Linked DNA regions of Mus musculus: region 1 is linked to region 2. Evidence: chromatin loops called from intact Hi-C (ENCODE). Cell type or tissue: gastrocnemius. All regions are shown on one strand. Links, peaks and the distances in the headings refer to the core of each region. The heading gives the core; the rest is flanking DNA. Region 1 overlaps Palmd (palmdelphin). Region 2 has its middle 53 kb from the start of Palmd.

Region 1 (8,345 bases), core at 328-8,327, 99 kb before region 2:
TATGTGACTTACTATGGGTATAATTATATAGTTTTGGACTTTAGGGACAAGAAATAAAAGAATTCAGAAGAGAAGTTTTCAGGCATTTCGTGGCTTCTCCTTCAGAGGTTATTCAGGTGGGCACCACGGCTCTCAGATCACCTTTTTCCCCAGCTTGGCCATTCTTATTCTTAAAGCTGTAGATTAAAGTAAAAAAAAAAAAAAAAGCAAATTATAAAAGAATCACGATTTTTACTCTAAATGACCATTTCATAGAAGGCAGGAAAGTTGAGAACATACCTCAGATGGTTTTATCCAACCGCGTGAGCATTGTTTTAGTAGCGTAAAGAGACAGCAGAAATAATGAGCTATGGTTAACTTAGGACAGGTGTAGGTTCAGAACTAGGAGGAGCCTATGTCTACAGAGGCCAGAAAAACGAGCAGAACAAACCCAGCACAGGCTGATGGCGTGTATTTTCACTCTCAGCCTGGATATATTCCTTTACGTCAATATCTGTCTTTTGTGCATATCCTTAGCTTTGTACCACTGAACCAAAACAAAGATACTCATACTTAAACTATGATTAGTGATTAAAAATTTTAAAATAATATCATTAAGCTTGGTTGTCCAAAGGCCCTCTGACCTTTGGATGGGCAATGACAAGAATAAATCTATGTATGAAATGAGATGAACTAATAATTAAGCGTTAGTGTGTAATTATGCTTTTGAATGGCAGCTGTATCTTTGAGTGTGCTCTACTGCTGATGAAGCCTTTTAAAACTGTAGGTGTGGGATTGATAGCACTCATTTGGTGTTCTGGTATTACACCTCAATACCGAGGGCCTTTGGGTATAGCTGCCTCTGTCATGTTCTAAAAGTTTTAAGGTGCTTTCAAGGCATTGAGCAAATGATTATATTCATTATGCAATATTACATTTGTGTGTAAAATGGCCCAAGAAGCAGCCATTTAGCTAATTGTACAATTTTGTTTTAATGAAACAGTAAGAGAAGGCATGTTTTTTTTTTCTCCCCATCTCTATGCTGCACATAGTTACCCATCAACCAAAGCAATGATCCTATCTTCAGAAGGCCTTTTACAAAAATATGAGAAGGGATGGGGACCTGCCACTGTCATGAGGTCATTTTCAATGCCATGTTCTCTCTGTGACAGAGGTTAAAAGCATCGCTTTCACTTGAAAGTGACGAGGCAAGTCACTACTAACAGCAAAGCCAGCGTTCAGGCTGTCTTGAGAGAATTTCCTTTGCCCAGTCAGCAGGATGGGTGGGCTCTGTTGCTGGAAGCTGCTGGGTGGTGGCCTCTGGGCAAGAACCTGCAACCCCACAGCAGAATAGGCAGGAGGCAAGGCTTCATGAGGGGGGCTGATCGTGGGTTTTGTGTCCTCTTGCATTACCAATGCTGAGAGAGAGCAGGGATAACGGATTGCTTAAAGGTCTGTTTAAGACAGGGTCAGAATCTTGTTCCCTACAGTTAGTTATGCCCCATCTTGAGAGTCTGCAAATAGAGCCCTCCCTGTGTCGCAGGGCATGCAGTGAGGTCAGCTAGCACTCGGATCCCTTTCTCCAAGCCTGTGGCAGTAGCCATAATTCCAGGTGGAGGTGTGGAGAGGAAGCATGCTCAGTCAATGCAAGGATGCTTCCTCTAATAGTGTGCCTTCAGTTCTCCTCTTGACCTCTCTTCTCTGCTCTTCTCTGATCCCAGTCTTGATTTCCTCCAACCACTCAGACACACAGTTTTAGCTGCTTAAATTGGTGGGAGAGAGATTTGTGTTTTATGCTCAGCCTCCTGTGACCCCTACTGGCTGTTTCCCAATCAATGGGGGAGCGAGTGCTCCAGAGCTAAAGTTTTTCTGCCTCTTCATCCCGAAGAACCATTGATATCTCTACAATCACAGAACTGAGCCGGGAGAAGAATAGGTGTGTGAGGTCTACCAAAGAAAGCAAGCTGTGTAGTTGCTATTGTCAGGGTTACTGTGATCTCATGGAGCGCTTACTGAAGCCATATAATAGTGGGTGAGTCTGGATCATATCATGCTTATACAAGCAGATAGACATAAGATTTCTGTCATGTTTCACAGTGTTCAAAATTTTACTAAACTATACTGTTGCTAGACTATCCATGCTGGACTAGTTTCTACTAACATAGCTTTTCAAGTGAGAAACTCTGTCTCTGACTTTCTCTCTGTCTCTGTCTCTCTCTGTGTGATGCATGCACTGCGTATGCTGCACACAGAAGGCCAAAGCAGGACATCAAGTGGCCTTATCTATTAATCCGTGCCTTGTTACCTTGGAGCAGAGGCTTTCCTGAAGCAGAAGCTCACTGTTTTGGCTGGATGGGTGGCCAGTGAACTGCTGGATCTGCCTGTCCCTGCTCCTGCAATGGTGGTGTTACAGGCTTGCACATCCATGGCTTTTGATATGGGTGGTTGGAATTCAAATTCACATCCCTATTTTGTAGAATAAGTGCACTTACCCACTGTGTTATATTCCCCACTCCTACGAATGTCTCTTGAGATAAGATTTTGATAAGTATATTTACAACAAATGGAAAGAGACAATTCTTAATTATTGTGCCTACCATAACTATTAGTATTTAATAGGAATTCTGTATTATAATAAAGGAATTGACTTAAATTGTGGGTCTTTAAGTATTGTAGCATTTCTCTCTGGTATATGTATATGTATATGTATATGTATATGTATATGTATATGTATATGTATATGTATGCATGCGTGTGTATGTGTGATGTTGAAAAGTACAATGTACTTGTGAAATTAAAGTCCATAGGTAGCTACATTCTCAGTGTACATAGTTGGTCCCTGAAATCATTGATATAATCTGATTGACTTATTTTTTTTTTTAAAGATTTATTTATTTATTATATGTAAGTACACTGTAGCTGTCTTCAGACACTCCAGAAGAGGGCATCAGATCTCATTACGGGTGGTTGTGAGCCACCATGTGGTTGCTGGGATTTGAACTTCGGACCTTCGGAAGAGCAGTCGGGTGCTCTTACCCACTGAGCCATCTCACCAGCCCTGATTGACTTATTTTTAAAGCTCATTCAAACTAATACCTCCACTCTGTGATCTATGTGACGAATTGGAAGGCAGAGACGTAAAACAATTTCACAATGAAGGGTAAGGAATTTGGAGCATTCTCTTCACAAGATACTTAGTTTGATAGCACAAGACTTTGCATTGTTACTTTGGAATAGGTTTTCCTGTTTTCATAATTTTATTTCAGTAGCATGATTAGTGTTGTCTGGAAATGTTAGTCACTTCCTGTCATTTTACTTGGGGTAAATGTGTTAATATGGTTAGGGAAGAAGGAGTAGGGGGTTTTTGGAAGAGCTGGCTAAAATCCAACATCAAAACAGGGAGGTTTTTTTTTTTTTGTTTGTTTGTTTTTAGTGTGTCATGCCAATACTTCAGACCATAAATAGAGCGATCCTTCCCCTATGTTACATGCATTGTTTTAAGAATGAATTTCAAAAGAAGCATTTGACCAGCCATCAAAGCCAGTTCTCCAAAAGGAAAGGGCCTTAGTCTCTGCAGCTTTCCATTGTGGGGGAACGTTATTCCAGATTCTGAGGAAGACACATGAGGGAGGGTAGAAATCCTTCAGGTGATTAAATTTGTGATGGATTCACCTAACAAGGACTTTAAATAATTTAAGGATGTCTCTATTATGGTGTTATTAGCAAAACAAGATTGGGCTTATGGCTCGATGAGGGAGAAAGATCTTGAATTGCAGAGGTCCTAACCCACTTCTATAAAACTACCAGGTTCAACTTGCTCAGATGGCTGGTACTTAATAGCTATTGCTTTTTAATGATCATTCTTCAATTAGCAACATTTACAATTACTTTGCATTTCTAATGTTTAGAACCTGTGCGTTTGTGTAATTTGACTTAGACTTTTAGCTAAGGTAAACCCAGTCATTCTAATTGTGTTTGTCAGATTCTTATTCATTTTTCTATCAGTGATAATAGGTCTCGATATCTGAGTGATAACAAGGAATTTGAAATCGAGGAGCTGTCAGTGTGTAGAAAAAAAGGTGTTGCAGTTACTTTTCATTATTCAATGATAAAATAGCTCAAGAGATACAAAGCCATAAAAAGTCATAGAGAATGTGAAATGCGGCTGTATAGAAAATAGAAAAAAAAATACATCAAGTTGGAGAAGACTATGAAAAATTGAGTCATAGATGATGCAAGATAAAAATTTTAAAGTGTAGAAAATGAAAGAACCAACATTAGTAAACCTATAAAAGTATAGAGAAAGGAGATATAGCAGAGTAATAAAATGCAAAGAAAATGGTATGTGTCTCCTATTTCCTTTTAAAATTAAGGCTACTTGTTAACTTACGTGTAAAATTTAAGTCACAGAGAGGCACAGGAAAGTAGTTGTCATTGGATTCTGCTGTGAAAAGTATGTTTCTGATGATCAGCACATTAATTAGCAACCCCAATGTGAATACATATGGCATTGCTCCCTCCCAGAAGACACATACATCTCCAGTAGCTAGAGGCAGCCAATGCAATATTAAAACAAAGCAAGACGGAGTTTCCACTTTCGTTGTTATTATTATTATTATTTTTTTGATGCGACTTACTTTGCTCTGCTGATAATACTTCGGATCAGCGTTAATAAAAGCTATCCAGTGTGTATTAGTTTATGAGGTGGTCACAAACACCGGAAGTCAGAGCGTTCATTAGCACGGAGAAGACTGTCACATTAGTAAACAGCAGCGGCATGCCTTGTCATTTTTATTACCTGTTAAGGAAGGATCCTCAGTCCCGTCTCCAGCTACTGGGACATCCAGGGGAGAGTGCCGGGCAGGGCTGCCTAAGCGTTCCTCTTGCTCTTTCAGAGAGATGGAATTTTTGTGAGGAGATTTATGGTTTGTGTTTTCATACGGCCTAACTTCCGCTCTCTTTCTAGGAAGTGGGGTTGGTTTGGGTGGCTGGTAAACCTGACTGTAGGGAGCTACGGGATGGTAGGATGGCCTCTCGGTTTGTCCTTCATTATCCTCCGCCTCGTCATCAATCACAACGAGCTCAGCGTGGATGACCCCGTCGTAGCCTGTCAAAAGCTTCTTTTCTTCCTCATTATCATCTGCCTGCTGATACCCCATGAAAATCATTGTTACAGGTTCTGTGTCATCCACATCAGAAGGCAGGGAATGAACGATGTTATATCTGACATCTTCTGTCTCCTCCTGGCAAGTGGGTGAAGAACACTGGGGTCCCGATTTCCCAGGGCTTGCTCTGCTGGGGCTCAGTTCCATCCTTGGAGAAACTTCGTGTTCGTTTTGCCTGTTGCTGGATTCTTCCCAAGGGCTTGCCATCCTCTTTTGTTGGGTGTGGACCATCTCTTCCACTTGCTGAACCATTGATCGGGGCTGAGGTGTTGGCCGAGTGGGACTGGTGTGAGTGGGACCGTTGCTTCTCCTCTCTGAGAGCCCGTCGGTCATATTGTGCGCAGATTCATTTGCATGGTTGCCCAGTCCGTTCGTTTTCATCATTATCCTTTCTTGAAAATTTGGTCCAGGGCTTATGACTCTTTCTCTCTGTGGGGTCACAGGCCTGCAAAACGGATTGGCGTACACTGGCTCATGGTACTCTGTGGGCGATTTAGAGTTCCTCTCTGAGGCTTGTCTTAGGAGATCCTCCACTTCGACAGGTGCGAGGCCGTCGGTGCCATTGTAGGTTGTGTTCTGATTGGAGCTAACAGCATAGACTGATTTCTGCCGGTCCTCATACACTTTTATCCCTGTGCTTTTAAAGTCATCAGATGGCAGCGGTATTGAAGACAGAACTACGCTCTCTCCAGTCTTCAAATCTTTTTCAACTTTAATTTCCATGGCATACAAAGCTGTTAAAAGACAAATTCAACACACGATTTAGCACCCCTTTTCTCTTATAAACGAATTTATTTACTTTTATATCCTTTGACATTCTCTTATATGACATTTAAAAACCTCTAGCCCAGAGGTACGAACCTTTAATCCCAGCACTCAGAGGCAGAGGCAGGTTAGTCTCTGTGAGTTCAAGGCCAGCCTGTCCTACAGAGCAAGTTCTAGGACAGCCAGGGCTACACAGAGAAACCCTGTCTAAAAAAAAAACCAAACCAGCAAAAATAAACCAGCTCTCCCCACAAATCGTCCTGATTTGGGTGGTGGAGGGATGTCTCTACAAGAAGGCATGAGCTACACATTTCTAGCACCCATGTGAGGAGGCCCACAACCTTCTTAAATCCCACTTCCAGGGAATCTAAATCCTTCTGGCTCTCCAGGGCACCTGTATGCGTGTGGTGCGCGTGAACTTATCCAGGCACACACATATACACATAAAATACATCTTTAATTTTTTTTTTCTGGTTTTACCAATTAGTTCTAAGACAACTGACTCTGGGTAACATGGTGCCTTACGAAGTGTAGCATTTTGGAAAAATGACTTGAAGGAGTCAGTAAGAGAAATAAACCCACAGAGTTGGCATTTTCCAAAGTAACCGAAAGATAATCCTCTCCAATGAATAGATGTGACCAGCCAGACTTACACACATTTGCTTACTTTTTAAGGAGAGCCTCTTTACGTAGGAAGAACCCCACAGTGTAGGCTGCAGCAGGTGAACTGACTAGCAGGGTAATTTGTTAAGCTACATCCTTGCTGGAAGCTCAGCTGCCTACTGACACTGTAGGTAGTGTACTGCTCTAAGGGCTTCACACTGTGGAGGAAGCTAAGACGTGGCAACAGTAGTACAGAGGCTGGAATTTAATTTAAAAATTAAACAACAACAACAACTTTATTTTATGTGTGTAACTATTTTGCCTGCATGTATATCTGTGCATCGTGTGTATGCCCGGTCCCTGAGGAAGTTAGAGAAGAGCCTCGGATGCCCGGGAACTTGACCTATAGATATTTGTGAACTGCCACATGGCTGCTGGGAATTGAATCTGGGTCATCTGCAAGAGCAGCAGGTGCTCTTAATTTCTGTCCCCTCTCTCCAGGCACCTCCCCGTTATCTCCCTAATTTAATACCACTTTTAAGTAGATGGAGGGCTTAACATAGAGCAATCTGAACTGTACTGGAGGTGACTGGTGGTGGTGGGGAACGGAAGGAGTGTGGGGCACAGGGTTGGAGTTTGTCTCATGGCCCAGGCAAGAGCCCCATGGCTGGAATTTTAACAGGTGAGGGAACAGCATTCTTTGTAGAATTAGAATGTGTGAGTGCTTGCTTTTAGTATATTTTCCTATAGCTCATCTTGTATTTCTTGTCTTCTCTGTTGCCTGACGGGTTGTAGCTTTCCCTGGGTACCCAATTACATCTGCAAGATCCCTGCCCTTCGTCTCCCCGCCTCACATCTCTGCCTCAGTTTTCTGCACTGTACTCCCTAAATGGTTAATTTGGTGAATACCTACCATGTGCCTAGGTGGGCTTGGTGTATAGTATTTATTCATTAAATATCTGTTGAGGGAATACAGACTGCTCCCTGCAGACAGAGAATAGGTTCTCCTTCAATTCTGAAATCCAAAGTTTTCCTCTGTGGGCAAACCTTCATTTTCCCTGAGGCTTTACAGCATTTGTTTTATGAAAATCATTATCTCGGGAAGGTAAGTAATGTGTAACCTTCCCTAGAAGACATTTTTACTTAAAACATATTTTAGTTACTCAATATCTACTGGATGAGATTTTCTAGCTGAGAAGTTTTAAAGCACTTCTTGCCTGTCTCAGGTCTTATCTTACTTGTTCCTGGTTATTTTGGTCAGGAGCGAAATGCATGGAATAAATATCCCACCTTCATTACCCTAACCGTGCAAGCCCCAGGATCTGTCCCATAGCTCTGGGAACTTTGTACAAGGCACCTTAGTCTAAAGTGGAAGCATAGTCAAGGTGTGAAGACTTACTATAAACTCTGAAATTGAGGGGACCAAGGAGATGGCTTAGTGGGTAAAATCACTTGCAGCCTGATGACACGAATTCAATCCCAGGAACCAAGATTAAAAAAAAAAAGCCAGATTTATGGACCCATTCTTAGGTTAAGAGGGATGCAGAGACAGGAGAATTGGTTTGAAACATAGGGGCCAGATAACATGCAGTATGCTGTACATTGGCAGACACAAGAGACATCCTCCCCTAAACAAGGGAGGAAGAGGGAACTGACTCTGTAAAGTTGTCCTCTGATTTCTATATGAATGCTGTGGTCCATGTGCATCTACAGTCACACACACACATACACACACACACACACACACACACACACACACACACACACATACACACACACACAGACAGACAAATACACACACACACACAAACATACATACATACGTAATAGATA
Region 2 (8,345 bases), core at 312-8,311:
TCTTGTTTTTCCTTTTAGTTGAAGTCTGTATTTCAATGTTACCAGGAGCCCACCAAAGATGACCAGTCAGACATAGCTTATAGCCAACCGAAAGTCTTTATTCTAGTTGGCTAGGACTACACTCCAGTATTTGAGTCCTAAGTGTAGCATTGAGTGTCCAGAGCACAGTGTTTTTCAAGGGAGAAACAATGTCCTGGCAGCTCATCTTGCTGGGCAGCTGCAAGGGTGGGAGTTGGGTAGCTTAGTGCAAGCAAGCAGTTTAACAGAAGCTAGCAAAAACAGTTGGAGGGGGTTATGCACAAGTAGGCAGAAGCTAGGTAAGCTAGCTAGGACATCCTGACCCCAGGTTCCTAGAATAGAGTGGGTAATTTCCATCAAGGAGATCTAGTTCTAGATAAACCTGAAATGACCTCAACTAGAATACAAGATGGAGGAAACTTTGCACTGTCTTGCTCCACCATATCAAAGAAGAAACATTCCCATAGTGGAAAAAGAAAAGGCTTATATTTCCTAAGGCAGACACAGCTGTTCAAAACACTCCCTTGCTGAAGGCTGAGATCTGAAATCCAACCCCTCAAATCCCTAACTCTAGAGGTGGAGAGTCTGCTCTGCCAACCATTAGGAATGGAGTGTGTGTGAGTGAATGTGTGTGTGTGTGTGTGTGTGTGTGTCCGTGAATGTGGAAGCCTGACGTTAACACCAACTATCTTTCTCAATGAACTGGTATAGAAAATAAGAATGTAAAGATCTCCCATGCTCATGGATTGGCAGGATCAACATTGTAAAAATGGCTATCTTGCCAAAAGCAATCTACAGATTCAATGCAATCCCCATCAAAATTCCAACTCAGTTCTTCAACGAATTAGAAGGAGCAATTTGCAAATTCATCTGGAATAACAAAAAACCTAGGATAGCAAAAACTCTTCTCAAGGATAAAAGAACCTCTGGTGGAATCACCATGCCTGACCTAAAGCTTTACTACAGAGCAATTGTGGTAAAAACTGCATGGTACTGGTATAGAGACAGACAAGTAGACCAATGGAATAGAATTGAAGACCCAGAAATGAACCCACACACCTATGGTCACTTGATCTTCGACAAGAGAGCAAAAACCATCCAGTGGAAAAAAGACAGCATTTTCAACAAATGGTGCTGGCACAACTGGTTGTTATCATGTAGAAGAATGAGAATCGATCCATACTTATCTCCTTGTACTAAGGTCAAATCTAAATGGATCAAAGAACTTCACATAAAACCAGAGACACTGAAACGTATAGAGGAGAAAGTGGGGAAAAGCCTTGAAGATATGGGCACAGGGGAAAAATTCCTGAACAGAACAGCAATGGCTTGTGCTGTAAGATCGAGAATTGACAAATGGGACCTAATGAAACTCCAAAGTTTCTGCAAGGCAAAAGACACCGTCAATAAGACAAAAAGACCACCAACAGATTGGGAAAGGATCTTTACCTATCCTAAATCAGATAGGGGACTAATATCCAACATATATAAAGAACTCAAGAAGGTGGACTTCAGAAAATCAAATAACCCCATTAAAAAATGGGGCTCAGAACTGAACAAAGAATTCTCACCTGAGGAATACCGAATGGCAGAGAAGCACCTGAAAAAATGTTCAACATCCTTAATCATCAGGGAAATGCAAATCAAAACAACCCTGAGATTCCACCTCACACCAGTCAGAATGGCTAAGATCAAAAATTCAGGTGACAGCAGATGCTGGCGAGGATGTGGAGAAAGAGGAACACTCCTCCATTGTTGGTGGGATTGCAGGCTTGTACAACCACTCTGGAAATCAGTCTGGCGGTTCCTCAGAAAACTGGATATAGTACTACCGGAGGATCCAGCAATACCTCTCCTGGGCATATATCCAGAAGATGCCCCAACTGGTAAGAAGGACACATGCTCCACTATGTTCATAGCAGCCTTATTTATAATAGCCAGAAGCTGGAAGGAACCCAGATGCCCCTCAACAGAGGAATGGATACAGAAAATGTGGTACATCTACACAATGGAGTACTACTCAGCTATTTAAAAGAATGAATTTATGAAATTCCTAGCCAAATGGATGGACCTGGAGGGCATCATCCTGAGTGAGGTAACACATTCACAAAGGAACTCACACTATATGTACTCACTGATAAGTGGATATTAGCCCAAAACCTAGGATATCCAAGATATAAGATACAATTTCCTAAACACATGAAACTCAAGAAAAATGAAGACTGAAGTGTGGACACTATACCCCTCCTTAGAAGTGGGAACAAAACACCCTTGGAAGGAGTTACAGAGACAAAGTTTGGAGCTGAGATGAAAGGATGGACCATGTAGAGACTGCCTTATCCAGGGATCCACCCCATAATCAGCATCCAAACGCTGACACCATTGCACACACTAGCAAGATTTTATCGAAAGAACCCAGATGTAGCTGTCTCTTGTGAGACTATGCCGGGGCCTAGCAAACACAGAAGTGGATGCCCACAGTCAGCTAATGGATGGATCACAGGGCTCCCAATGGAGGAGCTAGAGAAAGTACCCAAGGAGCTAAAGGGATCTGCAACCCTATAGGTGGATCAACATTATGAACTAACCAGTACCCCGCAGCTCTTGACTCTAGCTGCATATGTATCAAAGGATGGCCTAGTCGGCCATCACTGGAAAGAGAGGCCCATTGGACACACAAACTTTATATGCCCCAGAACAGGGGAACACCAGGGCCAAAAAGGGGGAGTGGGCGGGTAGGGGAGTGGGGGTGGGTGGGTATGGGGGACTTTTGGTATAGCATTGGAAATGTAAATGAGCTAAATACCTAATAAAATTGGAAAGAAAAAAAAAAGAAAATAAGAATGTTATACTTATGCTGTTCATGAGGTCCTAAGTTAATTATGGCAGTATTAAAATATATTTTTGGTGCCTTTTATATATTTTCAGGAGTCTTAGTAAGGAATTGGTTTAATTTAATCTCATATTCTTCAAATGTCCCTTGACTGAGCTCCTGATGGTATTTACTTCCTGTAGGGCTAATTATAAAGCAATTAGCTTCTAATGAGGTTTTGCTTCCTGACTCTGTTTACCTGCACAGCCTCCACATCCGCCCATTGATGCCAAATATGCGGAAGGAAGCATCTCTTGCTTTCTTCCTTTGATTTTTATATGAGTGCTAAAGTCCTGGTAGAACAGTTAAGGAGATTCCTTAACAGCAAACAGAGTCATGTGTTCTTCTCTTTCAGTTTTGATGGTTTGCAATAAACTTATTTCCGCTACTGATCTAAGCAATCAGAAAATGGAACCTCTGGCTCTACGAACTCTCCCGTCCGTCCTGATGCTTAAGTTGGAGTAGAAAACTTTTTATTGTTTTTGGAGGTAGGTCTTGTTCTGTAGCTCAGTCTAGCCTAAAACTCACTATGTAGCCCAGGCTGGTCTTCAACTCATGGCAATTCTCCTGTTTCAACCTCCTGAGAGCTGGAAGCGTTATTCTGAGCATTTCTCAGCACAGAACTGGAGAACAACCTTAAATCACTATCCAGCTAAACAACAATGGGAACATCACTGCTACTGCCAGGACACCTTTATAGTTCTAATCAGACTGTCATGAAAAGAAGAGTGTTAATATAAGCTGAACACCTACTGTGTGTCAAACATTTTATAAGACTTTTAACTTCATATTTCATTTTATTTAATGTTCAGTGCAAGACTAGAGCGGGATATATATATATATATATATATATATATATATATATTTTTTTTTTTTTTGCAGTGTAAATAATTAGAAATTGGCGAGTTAAAGCTTTGGGAATTTAAATAACATGTTCAATGTCACATATCTACTAAATTGAAGGCCTTAGATTTGAAATACTTCATGTAAAAATCTGTATACTTGCCACTATAGCACAAATTTCATGCATATTTTTATGCCCTTTAAAGTCTTATTCCTTGATTTATGGGACTAGCCTTGTCACCTTACTGTGTTTCCTAAGTCAAATTTGTGAGTGAATTAGTAATTTCAGATCATCATAGAAAGAAAATCCATGGCTTTATAGTGGTTGACTCAGATATTTTTTTCTTATGGAACCCAGGATAACTTATAAGGCTATCTGTGATTTCTCTTTAGTAGCATAATCATAAGGAGAAAATATACCTTTTAAGTATTTCCATCCACAGTTACTCTATTCTACTCTGAGGTTTAAGGTGAAGGAAAAAGAATATACGTCATTATCTAGTATATGTAATTGATATATAACTTTGCAATGTATAATACAAAATATATCTACATAGATTCAAAGGCTGAGATTAACATGGCTAAATGCCATTTGCATCTGTAGGTGAAGGGGCTCACAGAACAAGGTTCAAGAATGCGTTGTTTTTTTTTTTTTTGCATTTTCTCATTTGAAAAATAAAAATAAAATTATGTAGTCACACCCTCACTCCATTCCCAACTCCAATCTGAGAACAGTGGTTCATTCCATCCATATTTTCAAGCTGTGTTCTTCTGAAAGGCCTCGGGTGGGGTGGGAGGGTATCCTCAAGTGGAAACAATTTTGTCTGTAAGGGAATTCAGCTTTAAAATTGAAGCGAGGCATTTGTTCCCTCTGATGCCATGGCAACCAGAGGGAAAGCACAAAGTCCAACAATGCTATGAAATGTGTCTCAAGAGTGGGTATGAAGGAGGCAACCTTGGACTTCTGTTTCTTCGCATTTCCCTTAGAACAGAAGGTGGCATTGTATTTTCACGGCGGACGTCATCACTTCCCAGCCAGAGAGCTGCCATAAGAAAGAACAAACAATAGCAATAACCTTTTCCGTGTGGAGCTTTGGCCATTCCCCCAAAGTGTGTCCTCTGTCTGTGCAGTTTCTCTCTGCTCTCTTTACCTTGATATGCTCATGTTCAGTAATGATTGTACTGAAGTTTCTTCATTTACTATATAGTTTCCCATCAGGACATCCCTTGACTTGTTTGATTGACTCGAGCAAACAAATAACAAACAAAGCAAAACCTCAAAACCTTCTCACTGCAGAGGGCTTGATGATAAAGCTCCTATCAATTGTAGTCAAATGTCAAATTCAACTCTATGTATTGGGGGCTCCCAGCCTAGCCCAAGGTGCTGAGGGTGGCAGTTGCTTTACAATGTTGACATTGCGCAGAATGTTTTCAGTATTCAACTAGGCTGTATCTTTGCTCCTCACTGCCCGTAAACTGAAGGTGTCAAGGTGATATAGGTAAGAAACAGCCTCAGATGTGTTGAGGGGGTTCTCTTTTTCCCCCATCCTTCAGAATATACTTCTAGCTTCCTGGCTGGATTCAGGGGTTGCCATAACAGCATTTCTGAAGTTTCTGGGTGATGCTGCACATCTCCAAGACTAAACGCTGATGCTGAGTTCCTGGGAGGGAAACACCCAATTCAGCTGGGTCTAGCAATTTGTGATCCTGATGGGTCCTGTGCTTTCTAACCTCATGGCCACGGCAATGGACTGACTGTCCCTGGGTAGATTTCTTTGGATTAATTTAAGGTTTTATTAGAGTATTGCCAGATTGGATATATAGTTAAAGCGTTCTCAACAAACCAAGTTCTTGTTATTAAGAAAGAAACTGCAAATAGGAAGAAGTATGTAAGAGAATACAAGAAATGAGTAGCCTGAAACTGAAATAATTCTGTTTTCTAAAGCTATCTGGGAATGGGGCTATCTTTCCATATTGTGTGCATATACTTGGTGCAGGGTTTGGTATTATTGTAATTGCTCAATACATGTTAGTAAGATACAACAATAAATGTTGATTATCTATCTATCTATCTATCTATCTATCTATCTATCTATCTATCTATCATCCATCTATTATCTATCATCTATTCATTTATTATTTGTTTATCTATCATCTCATCTACTTTATTTTATTCTTTTTTATTGGTTTTGAGTTTTTATTTCTAGATCAGTTTTGGAGGACTGATATTGTGTCTGTGTATTTAATTCTTGATATGCTAAGTACATAATATTTGTTGAGTGGACAAATGAATGAAGGAAGGCTTGCAGTGTGGTATTAAATTCTGAGGTAATGTCAGTATCCTTTGTTTCAGGAGAATTAAAAGCATTCATAGCTTGTTACTATCATTGATGCTGGTTAATCAATTTAATATTAAATTAAACATTGTAGCATTTCTTTTTCCTTCTTTTTCTTTTTCATTCTTGATATATCTTCTTATAGATAGTTCTTAAAATGTAGGGAAATTTTACTTTTTACATTGGCTGTTTGAAAACTAATTTTATTTGAATATTTATTCAAATAAATATTGTTTTATTCAAATAAATATTTTTATATTCAAATAAAAAGTATTATGAGTCCTCTTTGATAATTTTATTATTATTATTATTTTAGTGGAGATGAAGTCTATTCTGAAATCCATGTGTGCCAAAAAAGATGTTTGACTTTATTTTTCTGCCTAAGGATAGAATTTTTAGATGACATATTCACCAGGAATTGACATTATAACTTCACCAGTCAACCCACCTCCTAGCTTTCTTTCATTGCTAAATTTGAGTACAACTATGGGTGATCTTTTGGAGGTAAGAGGTCAAACACAGCAATGATATCTGTATTTGTTAGGGTTTATTGCTATGAACAAACACCATGACCAAGGCAAGTCTTATGAAGGATAATAGTTAATTGGGACTGGCTTACAGGTTCTGAGATTCAGTCTATTATCATCAAGGCAGAAGCAGGGCAGCATCTAGGCAGGCATGGTGTAGGCAGATCTGAAATATCTACATCTTCATCTGAAGGCTACTACCAGAATCCTGATTTCCAGGCAGCTAGGAAGTCCACACCCACAGTGACACACCTACTCCAACAAGGTCACACCTACTCAAACAGGGCCACACCCTCTAATAGTGCTACTCCCAGGACTGAGCATATACAAACTACTGCAATGTCCTAGTCCAAACCTGTGGGACGTCTTCATGTCCACATGGTCTCTGTTATTGTTCCCACACATTGCTGTGTCATTCTGCTCTCCTGACTCTAATGACTCTTCATAAGGTGACTAATCAGAAAGTAGAGAGACCAGGCCAGAACCAGAACCAGAGCCAAGTAAGACTTTCAAAGGCCCATCTGCAGTGACCTGCTTGTATCAGAAATGCTTCACCTCCCAAAGTCTCCCTAGACTTAAGAACAATGTCACAAACCAGGGGCTGGACTGGACATTCCGAACCAGAGCCTATGGGGAGATTTCCGAGTGGAAATAACAGAGCCTACGGCTGAGCAAGACAGATGGGAGACATATGTTCCCTGCTTCCTTTTCTTCCACTGGAAAGATTTCTTTTTATAATTTTCCTGGTCCCCAGGAAGGAAGTAGGAGTGACTCTTCCTTGTAACACCAAAGGACACCAGGGCAGAGGGCACCTCGCTGAAGTGTCAATATGCTTTGGTGTGACGCTAATGGCAGTTGCCTGTGTGCTTGGGAGGCTTGGGACACTGATTCAGAGCAGCATCTGCTTTTGTACTGGGAGAAGGTGATGGGAAGTATTTCTCTTTTTAACTTGACATGACAAGGAAAGAAAATATCTGGCATAGAATCTCTCAGAAAATGAGGGAGAGCAGACAAACAGAGCAATAAACAGAAAATCTGACCAAAAGACTGGGTGTTCCATGTGTCTGAACAGTGTGGCTTCATGTTTTAAGGAATGAAAACTGTGATTTGTGTGTGTCTTGTGTACGTGGTCTTACTCTTTCCTTTCCAAATGTGATCCGATGTTACCTGATTGAGCTTATTTACATCTAAACATTCTCAAAGGTATAGCACTCTGATTTTAATAGTTTTCATCTGCAGGACTTTATTCTATTATGTAAAGGACAGGGTGATCAAGGCTCTGCTTATATCTTCATTACATGGTGCAAGTTGTCTCCTTCTCTGTTTTACACAACCAGTAGTATTGAATCATTGAAGAGAATGTTTTAAGATGATCATGCTGGTAGGATAACTAACTCTCTTAAGGTTCAGGACGACCGGCTTCATTTTTAGTCTCCATACCAAGCCCTGGTATTAATACCTGGTGTTAATACCTACCACATACTCTATTTCAGAATTTTGATTACCATTTTGTCAGCACAGAAATAGTGAAGTAGTCAGGAAATTGCTTCACCAACTCAGGAACTGGTGGGGATGGCTCACAGGATTAGGTTTCCTTTGAGGAGGAGCAGTTGTTGGCTGGTTTGACGTCTCTTAGAATACTGTTGCAGGGTGAGAGATTTAGAGCTAACAGATGCAGCAGTTATGTGTAGTGTCCGAGTTACACATTTGAACATTATTCTATTTCATCATGTCAATAATTCTGGAGAC

What was found. Peaks named below come from ENCODE experiments on the same cell type or tissue, not always from the same donor. Only the 100,000 strongest peaks of a DNase experiment are listed, where the experiment ranks them.
Region 1: a loop joins it to region 2, with 4 times the contacts of the local background. A loop is called at or near these places in 3 of 42 quality-filtered maps.

Annotation. Positions count from the first base shown.
Region 1 is chr3:116,918,458-116,926,802 of GRCm38, forward strand. Palmd (palmdelphin) reads right to left here. Exons shown (of 8, transcript NM_023245.3): 7 at 4,778-5,878; 8 at 1-176. The coding sequence ends at 133. Among named protein-coding and RNA genes, the nearest start is that of Gm32148, 30 kb to the right of the region's middle. In gastrocnemius, for the core only: no CTCF peak of the experiment used is centred there; no DNase peak of the experiment used is centred there; H3K27ac peaks cover 3,797 bases.
Region 2 is chr3:117,017,408-117,025,752 of GRCm38, forward strand. No RefSeq gene overlaps it. Among named protein-coding and RNA genes, the nearest start is that of Palmd, 53 kb to the left of the region's middle. In gastrocnemius, for the core only: no CTCF peak of the experiment used is centred there; no DNase peak of the experiment used is centred there; H3K27ac peaks cover 4,884 bases.